2 separate regions of the Homo sapiens genome follow, and region 1 is linked to region 2. A link is an interaction called in ENCODE POLR2A ChIA-PET data of the cell type or tissue named here. Cell type or tissue: MCF 10A. All regions are shown on one strand. Each heading gives the region's core, and the rest is flanking DNA. Links, peaks and the distances in the headings are about the cores only.

Region 1 (5,365 bases), core at 78-5,077, 1.0 Mb after region 2:
GTGCCCGGCCCCCTCAGTACGGGGACGCTGCGGCAAAGGCGGTGTTGCCCAACCCTTGAGAAGGGGGGAACTTTCCGTGAGCTGGGTAGGCCTCCCCACACCTGTTGCACGGATAGATTTTGTCTTAGTCCTGCCAGGATGGGGGTTCCCTTCCCCACTTCCCTGCCAAGGATTGTGCCAGACAGTGCCAAGGCATCCGTGGGAACTGGGGCAGAAAGGGGCTGTTTTAGGTGAGCCTAAAGGGAAGGGGAAAGAAGCCAGAGGGTGGAGGTAGGGGGATAGTTGTGGGTGGGATCCTGGCTACACTCGGGTTGGGAGAGGAAAGGGCCAGTCTCCTCGGAGTCACTAGGGTAAGGCCAGATTCTCCCCTTAGCAGAAGGGCTTGTACCACTCTGCACCACTCAGTCTCCTTTACAGGAGCATTGAGATTTGGGGTAAGAGAGCCGCAGCCCTTATCTTGAGGAAACTTTCCCCAAAGATCCACCCATTTGAGCTCTTTCCTTTTTTCATCTCCTGAGCAAAATTCCTTCTTTGATTTTTGACTGCCTACCTTTGTGCCCCACGAGGAGGATGTGCGTAGACAGGGGTTACACTTGGAGGCCTCCTGGTGCCCATGCTCTTGGCCCTGAGCTCAGTCCTTTTCCTTCCCAATTTCTCACACCCGGGAGTTCAGCAATCTGCTCATCCCTCCTTGGCTTGAGGAGAATCAGAAATCCAAAACTCTGACATGGCTTAGTAAGATCTATGGTAGAAAGCACTGTGCATGGGAGAGAGAAAGCCCACCCAAACCAAGTGGCTTCCCACCTGGGTCACTTATCGGTGTTATCTTGGCAAGACAAAGAAGAGCTGCATCTTCAGACTGACATCTTTAGTCTGTCTACTGTGGGTGGCCCAGAGCAGCCCTGCCCAGCACCTTCCTCATGCTGGGTTTGACAAACAACTTTGTTGCAGCCCCTGTGGCTGAAGGGACTGTCTCCTCTCCTGAGTCCAGCACCAACTGGGGTTTGGTCATATACTGGATTCTTCTGTATTGGAAGTTCCCAGACACTGCCCACTTTTGTGCCCTCACCCAGTTACGCAGTATTCCTTGTATCCCCCTCTTTCATCCTTTCTCTTCAATTCCTTCTTTCAGGGGCCTGGAGAGGTGTCAAAGAGTAAGACCCTCAAGGTGCTCTTCTCCTGGGAGATGGCTCTAGTGAAGAAAGCAGTGGTGGAGGCAGCTGTTTCTCTTCCCATCCCTGCATCCACTCTCCTGGCCTCTCCTTTTGGGACTCTCTCCACCCACAGAAGGTCCTGGGGCTGTAGGTAACAGCGGATCTGCCATCGGCAGCACTCCTTCCTCACACTCCTTGTAATCTCCTGCGACAAGGTTGTCTAAGTCTGCTCCTGAGGCATGTGTTGCCATGCCAACCATCCCCAGGAGATGGGTTCAAGCTCCTCATACCTGGGCCCATCCCCTGGGTCCTGCAGTAGCTTCAGAGCTTCCCTCCTTCTTCTCATATCTCTGGGTTGCTACCCAATGTTCCTTTCATTTCTCACCCACACCTGCCTACTCTAGTTCTAATACCAACTTGGTGACTTCTTGTCCTGTGACAGGACATGTGCCTGTCAGTGTCCATGTAGCCCTAACCTCTTTTCTTTTTCATGGCTGGGCATAAAGGGAGAGAGCTGAGGGCAATAAAGGATCAGGGGAGAGGCTCCTCCTGCTGATTCTTTCTAGGAGAGAGTTGTTAGACTGGCAGCTGGCAGGTACCCAAGTCATAGAAGCAAGACATAAGAGGAAAAGCCTGAATAATCAGGTTTGGGAGCTGGAATATATTGAAACCTTCTTGGGAGGTTTCAGAATATATTCTAGCTTCTCCTCTAAGTGTACCAGGAAGCTGGGCAGATCCCAGTCCCTGGGCACTGAATGGGGAAACTGAGACAGAAGCTAGGCCTTCTGGGAAGACTTAAAGACTCCTCCCCAGCAGTTTTTAAGATCTGGACCAGGTGGAGGCCCCTACCATTCTGGCTGCTAGGCTGCCAGGGAACTCAGGGACAGGCGCTAGGGGAGCTTGGCAGAGCCCTTCTTGTAATCTAGCCCCTTTTTTTCTGGCTCCTCAGTCAGTCCTCTCCTCTCATCCAATCCCAGTACTAGGAAGCTGCCAGCTCTGGCCGCTCCCTCCTCTCTAACCCGGTGCCTCTTCCACCCCTGGCCTCACTTCCTCCGGTTTCCCTGCCTCCCCATCGGTGCAGTCTCCCCCAAACGCGTGCCCCCTTCCTAGCTTGGAGCGGAGCTCTCCTCCCACCCAGTGGGGAACCCCCTTCCCACGACCCCACACCCCCCCCACGGTTACCTCGTTCAGCAGGAAGGTTGCACTGGAGTCAGAAAAAGACATAGACCAGGCTAGCGGCCTCTCCCCCTCCCCCGGGCCAGGGGCTCCGAGGCGGGAGCAAAACCCGGCCGCTGCTCTGCACGCTGCTCCCGCCTGCACGCCTGGCCTCGCCCCACGCCCGCCGGGCTCCGCCGCCTGCTCCCTTCCCTCTCCCCTGGTTCCCTCCCTCTTTCTCCTCCCTCCTCCCTCCCTCCCTCTCCCTTCCTTTCTCGCCGCCTCTGTCAGTCTCTGGCTCTCCCTGCCTTTCAGCCCAGCCTCTCTCCACTTCCGTCTCTCCTGTCTAAGGTCCTCGTTCTGTTTTTCCGTGTGCCTCCCACTGTCCTTCCATCCCCACGTCGCACCCTCGCTCCTCGGCTTCCCCTGCCGCTCTGCTTCTTCCCTAAAGTCCTCCCGAGAAAGAGTAGGGACTCTGGAGTTTCCGCCGCCGCGGGCAGAAGGGCAGGAAGAGCTCCAGGGCTGCCCCAGCTCCTGAGCTCTTGGCGGAAGCTTCTGCTCCCTCCCGGCCCTGCTCCGTGCGCCGGCCGCCCATCCTCCGGCGGCGGCTGCGACCCCGACCTCGGCGGGGGAAAGGACCGAAAAGCAAGAGTGCTGGTGCTCTGCTCGCCCGCCCAAGCGTCAAGGCGCCCATCCACCCGTCCCCGGCTCGGCTCTGTGTCTCCAGAGGGATCGGCATCCCTGTGGAGAGAGCCCAGCTGGGATCGCCCCGCGCCCGCGGAGTCTCTGCCGTCTCCCCCCTCTCCTGGGTTCTGGTGCAGCGGGTCTCAGCTCCGCGAAGGGGAAGGGCGAGGCGAAGCGACGCGGCTCCTTCTCGACCCGCTGCAGCGCCCCTTGGGCTCGCTGGCCCGGCGGCTACACGCGCCCTCCAGGTGGCGGCACCGCCTGGTGTCCGGTCCCGGGGCCGCAGGGTCCGGCCCTGCCAGCAGGCGGCGCTGCCCAGGCCAGAGCAGGGGGGACGCACCCCGGATCCAGACACCGCCCAAGCCCAGGACGAACCCCTCTCCCCCTCCTTTCTCCAGGAACTGCAGTCCCAGCTCGAGACCCCCAGTAGGAGACCCCAGGCTGCGCTCTACTTATTCCCACCCCGTGGGGCTCCTTCGAGACACCCGCGCCCTTCCGGGACCCTAGCCCGTCCCTACCTCCATCCTGGTCTCGAGGGGCGCCCCAGCTAAGCCGGGCAGCGTCCTGGCCGGGACTGGGCAGCAGGGAGTACAGAGTCGCGGGACCGCTCCTCGGGTCAGTACCCCTCCCGCCCCTTTCTGCGGGTGCGTCAAACAGGACAAGCCCAAGTTCTGGCGGGGGAAGGGGGAGCGGGGGTGTAGTTCCAGTTGGCTCTCTCTCTGGACCCTTCTGAGCGGACAGACCGCTCATTGGTCCCTTCACACCCCCAACGACCCCAGGCTGGACCCTTCTCCAGACCAAAGACGGCGCCTGGGGCGGGGAGAGACGGACCCCCCTTCATGGAGACAGACACACGCTGACTCCGATTGACCCAGGTCCCCAACTTCCCCTCAGCATTAACTAGAACGCTCTCCCCTTTCCAGTGGAGGGCGTCCCACCCTTCTTCCCGGCCCTTCTTTTAACCCACTTCCCCTGGGAGTTTCCGGGACCCCTCCCCTCAATCCTCCCATCCCCGGGATCTCGGGAGACTGTTCCTCCCTCTCTGCTCAGCTGACCCTCCACTTGCCCCCATTTCTGAGGGAGGTAAGTTGGGGGAGAGTAAATTCTCTCTCCACTCCCTCCTCCCGAGGCTGGATTTAACCTGGAAAGTGCTTTGAGAAGGCACCTCCTCCCCCACTCCCTCTGTAGTCTAGTCTAGTGGGTCACGGAGCCCCTACCACCCACCCACCTCCAAGTTGCTCAGCTTCGACCATTCAGAGGAAAGAAGTTATGTTATTTGTGTGTGTTAAAAATGCGTGTGGAGGTTTTTATGGTTTTGTTTTGTTTTGACTCTAGTAGAGGGAGCAAACGCTTTGCCTTTCATTTGGCAAGAAGACCTGGAGGGAGAGAGGGCCCTCCCCACCTACACTCCCCTGCTGACCACAGCTAATGGACTAGCTCCGCTGGGCCCTGCGGCAGCTTAAGTTTCCATAGGAGAAGGGAGGTGGGGAGAGAGGGGATGTTGGCCCAGGCAAGCAGTTGTCCCTGGCTTCCCGCAACCTTCTCTCCTTCCCTCCCTCCACATTCTCTGCCTGAAACTATAGCATAGAAACCATCTCTCCACCTTCCACTTTATTTTTATTTATTTATTTATTTATTTTTGAGACGGAGTCTCACTCTGTCGCCTAGGTCGCAGTGCGGTGGCGATCTCGGCCCACAGCAACCTCCGCCTCCCGGGTTCAAGAGATTCTCCTCCTCCCGAGTAGCTGGGGCTACAGGCACGCCACCACACCAGGCTAATTTTTGTATTTTTAGTAAAGACGAGGTTTCACCATGTTGGCCAGGCTGGTCTCCAACTCCTGATCTCAAGCGATCTGCCCGCCTCGGCCTCCCAAAGTGTTGGGATTACAGGCGTGAGCCACGGTGCCCGGCCCACCTTCCACTTTAAAATAGAAATATCAGTTACTTCTCCCTGAGGTTGGCGCCGAGGCTCACGCCTATAATCCCAGCACTTTGGCAGGCCGAGGCGGGCAGATCACTTGAGGCTAGGAGTTCAAGACCAGCTTGGCCAACGTGGTGAAATCCCATCTCTGCAAACAATATAAAAATTAGCCGGGCATGGCAGTGCACACCTGTGGTCCCAGCTACTTGGGAGGCTGAGGCAGAGAATTGCTTGAACTCAGGAGACAGGCCGAGATCGCCCTACTGCGCTCCAGACTCTGGGGGACAGAGTCTCTGTCTCAAAAAAAAAAAATTACTCCTCCATGAGCCTATCACAGGAAATCTGAGGTGCACAGGGGCAGTTCCCCACCCCTTACTTTTCTCATTTCCACCCCAGCTGCTGGACCACAGGCCCCTTCTCCATCTTGCTCTGCAGAGAAGGTAGGAACTTC
Region 2 (5,365 bases), core at 236-5,235:
ATAAGCAGAAGATTCTGTCTCTTATTAAACACCAGTCAAAACAAGTTTTGTCCTGTCGGCAATAACACAGTAACTCAATAGCACAGCATATATAATTATAAATGCACCATGCATTCTTTTATTTCTTGATGGGAATTGTACAATACACAATTTATCAGAATCCCTATGTTTAAATTCCTTTGCTGACTTGACACAAATTACTGCTATCAATGCAGATGATAAAAATTTTATAATGCATCATTCATAATAAGGTTTTCAACGACAAATTGGCTAATGAATACAGTCCATTTGAAGAGTAGATCTAAGATTATTTCTTGCACAAGAAAATTTGAAATGCTCTGAAATCTTCCAGCTAATAAATGAAAGAAATTTAATCAAAGTTCTCCCCCAATTTGATAACAAACCAAAAAATTTACATGACATTGCCAATAACAACTTGTGAACTTGAAAGAAACTTTTATAACTGCCACAAATAATAAAAGACAAATTTGATCCACCAGGCTAAGAAAAGACTGAATTACCTTCCTGGTCTCTCTCTAAAATGATATTATCAAGTGATTGTCATGTGAAGAAGCAATCAAAGAGTATGCAGCCAAAAATGTAAGAAAAAAAGTAATATTCAAGTGTGACTAGCATTTAATCAATCAAACTATTATAGAATTTTTTTTTTTTTTTTGAGACGGAGTCTTGCTGTCGCCCAGGCTAGAGTGCAGTGGCACGATCTCGGCTCACTGCAGGCTCCGCCCCCTGGGGTTCACGCCATTCTCTTGCCTCAGCCTCCCGAGTAGCTGGGACTACAGGCGACCGCCACCTCGCCCGGCTAATTTTTTGTATTTTTAGTAGAGAGGGGTTTCACCGTGTTAGCCAGGATGGTCTCGATCTCCTGACCTCGTGATCCGCCCGCCTCGGCCTCCCAAAGTGCTGGGATTACAGGTGTGAGCCACCACACCAAGCCTATAGAAAATTTGTTGTGATGCTTTTAGTAGTCAGCTTTTCAAAATTTGTAATTTGTTGTGATTTCTCATTATAAATAAATATTCACTTTTATACCTGTCTTTATATTTGTAAGTTGGTGGGAGTTTTTTCCTTAAAGAGGGCGCCCCTTCTTCCCCTTTCCCTTGAAATTATATATGCATCTCACTCCATAAAACCTGGCTGACCAAAGTGCAGAGCGAGCTCTTAGGTGCTGCTACAGCTATTTAAGGTGCTGGGGCTGGTATTGTCAAGTATTGTCAAGACACCTGTGCTGTTCAGGCTCTGAAAAGTGGTCATAGGTTAGAAAAGTTACCAGAGTGGATCAAATTAAAACACCTCTTTATGAGGTCACCTGTCAGGCATTTTAGATTACCAGTAATGTTACGAGGGCCTATCTTTGCTTCTGGAGGAACCCCAGGGTCAGGAGTTCTTGCCATTCACTGTCCTGGAAGCAAGGTGATTCCAGCTCCTTGAAAATTGTTAATTATTTGTGCTAGCTTCATCTAGTGACAAAAAGAGGTAAGTTCAGCTCAGCTCACCAAAATTTGTCAAAACGGTGCAGCTTTTTCTCCTTTTCTGTAATTGTGCAGAATACTGTGGTTTACTAAATTCCAGAGTGACTTTTATTAACTTGTGTCCTCAAATAAGTGAAACTAGAGAAACAGCAGGCCAGATAGAGATGAAAATATAAAGGCTGGGCGTGGTGGCTCTCGCCTGTAATCCCAACACTTTGGGAGGCCGAGGTGGGCAGATCACGAGGTCAGGAGTTCGAGACCAGCCTGGCCAACATAGTGAAACCCCGTCTCTACTAAAAAATACAAAAACTTAGCCAGGAATGGTGGCGGGTGCCTGTAATTCCAGCTACTTGGGAGGCTGAGGCAGGAGAATCACTTGAACCTGGGAGGCAAAGGTTGCAGTGAGCCGAGATCATGTCATTGCACTCCAGCCCAGGCAATAGTGTGAGACTCTATCTCAAAAAAAGGAGAAAAGAAAAAGAAAATATAAAGTAAAAACTGAGAGGAAAACAGCGCTTATTTTAACTCCTGATGGTACTGTTTGCAGGAGTCATGCTCCAGTGCCTTATAAGAAGTTTACCGAACTGCCAGCCTCATGGAGCAGGATACCCCTTTAAGATGGGTGGGCCAGGTGCAGGGGTGGGGTTGGGGGTCCTGCACAACTCTGCTGATGCTTGGTTGACCCTGACGGATATTCTGGGCCATCCTGGCTTTTGACTGGAACCTGCTACCTAGGTTGACCCTTCAGTTCCTCTCCTTATCAGCTCTGTTATTTCCAATCTCTGAGTCACATCTTGCCCAACTCCATTCCACTATGTCTGCTTCAGTTGGCATCCTTTCTCCCTTCCATTTAAAGTTTCCCCAAACAGATCTGGCCTTATTGTATTCTCTATTGAGTTTTCATTCAACAACATTTGTTGAGCATCTTTGTGCCAGGCCCATGTTAAGTATAGGAGACTCAAGGCTGAGAATAACACACCGTTGCAAGCACATCCTCTGGATCCAAACTCCCTGGGTTCGAATCCTAGTACCATCATTTCTAACTGTGGGATCTTGGACAAGTTACTTTGTTTTACTCCAGTGTCCTCATCTATATAAAAAGAATAATAATACGGTCATTTTCTCACGGGGTGAGAGGATTGACTAAGGAGCTTACAAGGGTGTCTGGTGCCTGGTAAGCACTCTTTAAGTGCTGGCTCTTAAGGCACGGTCCTTGCCTCTCAAGGAGCTCATGGTCTACAGTTGCCCCTGGGGGACAGGGCTGAGTCGGCTGGCTTCGCAAGTGACCTGCACCTCCTGGCTACCCTTTCCTGAACCGGGTGGAAGTTTTTGAGTCACAGATTCAATGTATGACCCCAGACAAGTAAGTTCTCTCGGTCTCACTTTTTGCATTTATAAAGAAAGGAAATTGGACTAAAATTGATTTCCAAGATCCCAACAAACTAGTATACTTGTTCTGGGTCAAGTAGCCCAAGTTTCAAACTATGTCAGCTTGGCCAAGACACTTAGCCCTCAGAGTTTGTTTCATCCCTGTAAAACGTGGATGATATTGCTAATCCCCTCCCAGTGTTGTGATGAGGGTTCAATAATACAAGGCAAGCCCCAGGCGCTCGCCGGCTCCAGGTATACAGCGAGAGGAAATCAGGACAGCTTTTCTGATTCACCGCAGAATTCTAGCCACCCGCCCTAGCCGTTCGACGCACGCGCGCTGGCACCGCCACCGCCCACGCCGACAGCAGGTTCCCGGCTTCCGGTTCCGCCACGGCCCAGAGGCTGTGTTGAGGCTAATGGCGGTGCCCACGGAACTGGATGGAGGGAGTGTTAAGGAGACCGCAGCGGAAGAGGAATCGCGAGTTCTGGCACCTGGCGCCGCCCCGTTCGGAAATTTTCCTCATTATTCTCGCTTCCACCCTCCGGAGCAACGGCTCCGCCTCCTGCCCCCGGAGCTGCTTCGACAGCTCTTTCCTGAGAGTCCCGAGAACGGGCCGATTCTGGGGCTCGACGTGGGGTGTAACTCCGGGGTGAGTGACAGGGGAGGGATTGGAGCATCCGGAGCCAAGTGGTTGGCTGCCTACACATCCACTGTGGTTCTGGCCTGGGCTAACACCCATCGAAACTTTCCCAAAACGAGTATAAAGCGTGGCTTTGACTGAGCCAGTGCCGCTGCTGCCTGCCCGCCAGGGTTCCACCATCTGTCTTAGGAATCTCTCTTGGAGAGGAGTCCTTGTCGACTACGTTCCCACTTTTCTTTCAGGGCCAGACCCCAGGTGGGAACGGTCCTTGTATCTAGGGTGGCCTCTGTCCAGCGTGCCTGGCGCTTTGGCTGGGGAGAGGGGGCTTCCAGAGACACACGTTTGGGAACATGGGGTTAGGTTTGGTTTACTGGGAGAGAAGAGCCAAGGGTGACAGAATCATGCCTGATATTGAGACTCATGTGTGCTATACAGTGCAGGACAGACCCTGGGACCTGCATGTTTATTTCAAAAAAAGTGAGTAGGCCGGGCGCGCTGGCTCACGCCTGTAATCCCAGCACTTTCGGAGGCCGAGGCGGGTGGATCACAAGGTCACGAGATCGAGACCATCCTGGCTAACACGGTGAAACCCCGTCTCTACTAAAAATACAAAAAATTAGCCGGTCGTGGTGGCGGGCGCCTGTAGTCCAGCTACTCCGGAGGCTGAGGCAGGAGAATGGCGTGAACCCGGGAGGCGGAGCTTGCAGTGAGCCGAGCTAGTGCCACTGCACTCCAGCCTGGGCGACAGAGCGAGACTCCGTCTCAAAAACAAAACAAAACAGTGAGTTGACAGAGTACAGTGGAGAGGATCGAGAAGCAAATAAAGCATTTTGCCCAAGGGAATGGAGAAGGGCGGCACTGCCACTCTTCTTGCTGCAAACTATTCTTAGGCATATGATTATAATCAAACCACATGCAAAATAAGGAAATGTCTCTCCCACACCTATTTGTAGCCACTGGGATATTCTACACTAGCAGGCAGTCTGAACTTACCACGGCAAATGCTTCAAAAGTTAGTACCCTCTCTGCGCTCCCTCCATCACTCCAGTCCAGCATCTGGAGGGCGGGGGACAATTCTGTTACGTTGCTGTCCTTTTACAGAAGAGACTTTGGGGGACGACTTCAGACCTTGTGGGACTCAGATGATAGTAGGAAGGGGACATTTGGATACAGTCTCAAAGACTGGAATGAGGAGATGGGTTGATGTCCTGTGTCCCCTGCAAAATTTCTCCGCTGTGATGATACGGGAAGTCAGAGGGTAAAAACAATGGAAAAGAGAGACTGAGGTTAAGGCTTGGGATTTCACGAAAGGCATTAGGAAACCACCAGAGATTTTAAAGTTGAGAGTAGTATACACATGAGAGGTAAAGACATAGTTGGCAGCTAACTAGGGTAGTGGTTCCCAAACCTGGCTGTACGTTTATGGAGCTTTCTGTTTTGCAGTTTTTAAAAAATGCTTTTTCTTGTGGATCTTTGTAGTCAGGAAAGGGAAAAAAAATGCTTGCGCTTGATAAAACAAAAAAATTCAAACTACAAAGGGGTATATACTAAAAAGTAAGTCTCTACTCCCAACCCTAAATCCTCCTTTTCCCCCACACAGTGGCACTACTGTTTATAATTTCTTAGGTATCAGTCTTGTGTGTATACCAGCATTTACGTACATATAAGTACCCCCCTTTTAGTTTTACAAATGGTAACACACTATTAGTAGCTTTTAATTCTGAGATTATTTATATCACCACATTCTTTTTTTAGCAGCTTCCTAATGTTTCATTGGATAGATGTACCATAATTTATGGGTGCTTTTTTTTTTCAATTTTAAAAACTCCTTTCCCAGCCTGGGCAACATGGCAAAACCCCATC

The links. Peaks named below come from ENCODE experiments on the same cell type or tissue, not always from the same donor. Only the 100,000 strongest peaks of a DNase experiment are listed, where the experiment ranks them.
Region 1: POLR2A ChIA-PET joins it to region 2 with 5 read pairs; 2 of 35 experiments call an interaction of 5 or more read pairs at or near these places.

Annotation. Positions count from the first base shown.
Region 1 is chr12:48,812,700-48,818,064 of GRCh38, reverse strand. It overlaps LOC101927241 (a long non-coding RNA gene), which reads left to right and starts at 1,133. Exons shown (of 3, transcript XR_245978.4): 1 at 1,133-1,305; 2 at 3,392-3,608; 3 at 3,773-4,303. It also overlaps a transcript of CACNB3 not described here. RefSeq lists silencers at 2,478-2,557, 3,158-3,417 and enhancers at 2,508-3,007, 3,008-3,509. In MCF 10A, for the core only: a CTCF peak has its summit at 3,284 (motif pointing right); DNase peaks (open chromatin) are centred at 2,574 and 3,274.
Region 2 is chr12:49,841,000-49,846,364 of GRCh38, reverse strand. It overlaps BCDIN3D (BCDIN3 domain containing RNA methyltransferase), which reads left to right and starts at 3,259. Exons shown (of 2, transcript NM_181708.3): 1 at 3,259-3,511. The coding sequence starts at 3,278. BCDIN3D-AS1 (BCDIN3D antisense RNA 1) reads right to left here. Exons shown (of 3, transcript NR_027501.1): 3 at 5,211-5,365. RefSeq lists enhancers at 2,917-2,976, 3,547-3,916. In MCF 10A, for the core only: no CTCF peak of the experiment used is centred there; a DNase peak (open chromatin) is centred at 3,304.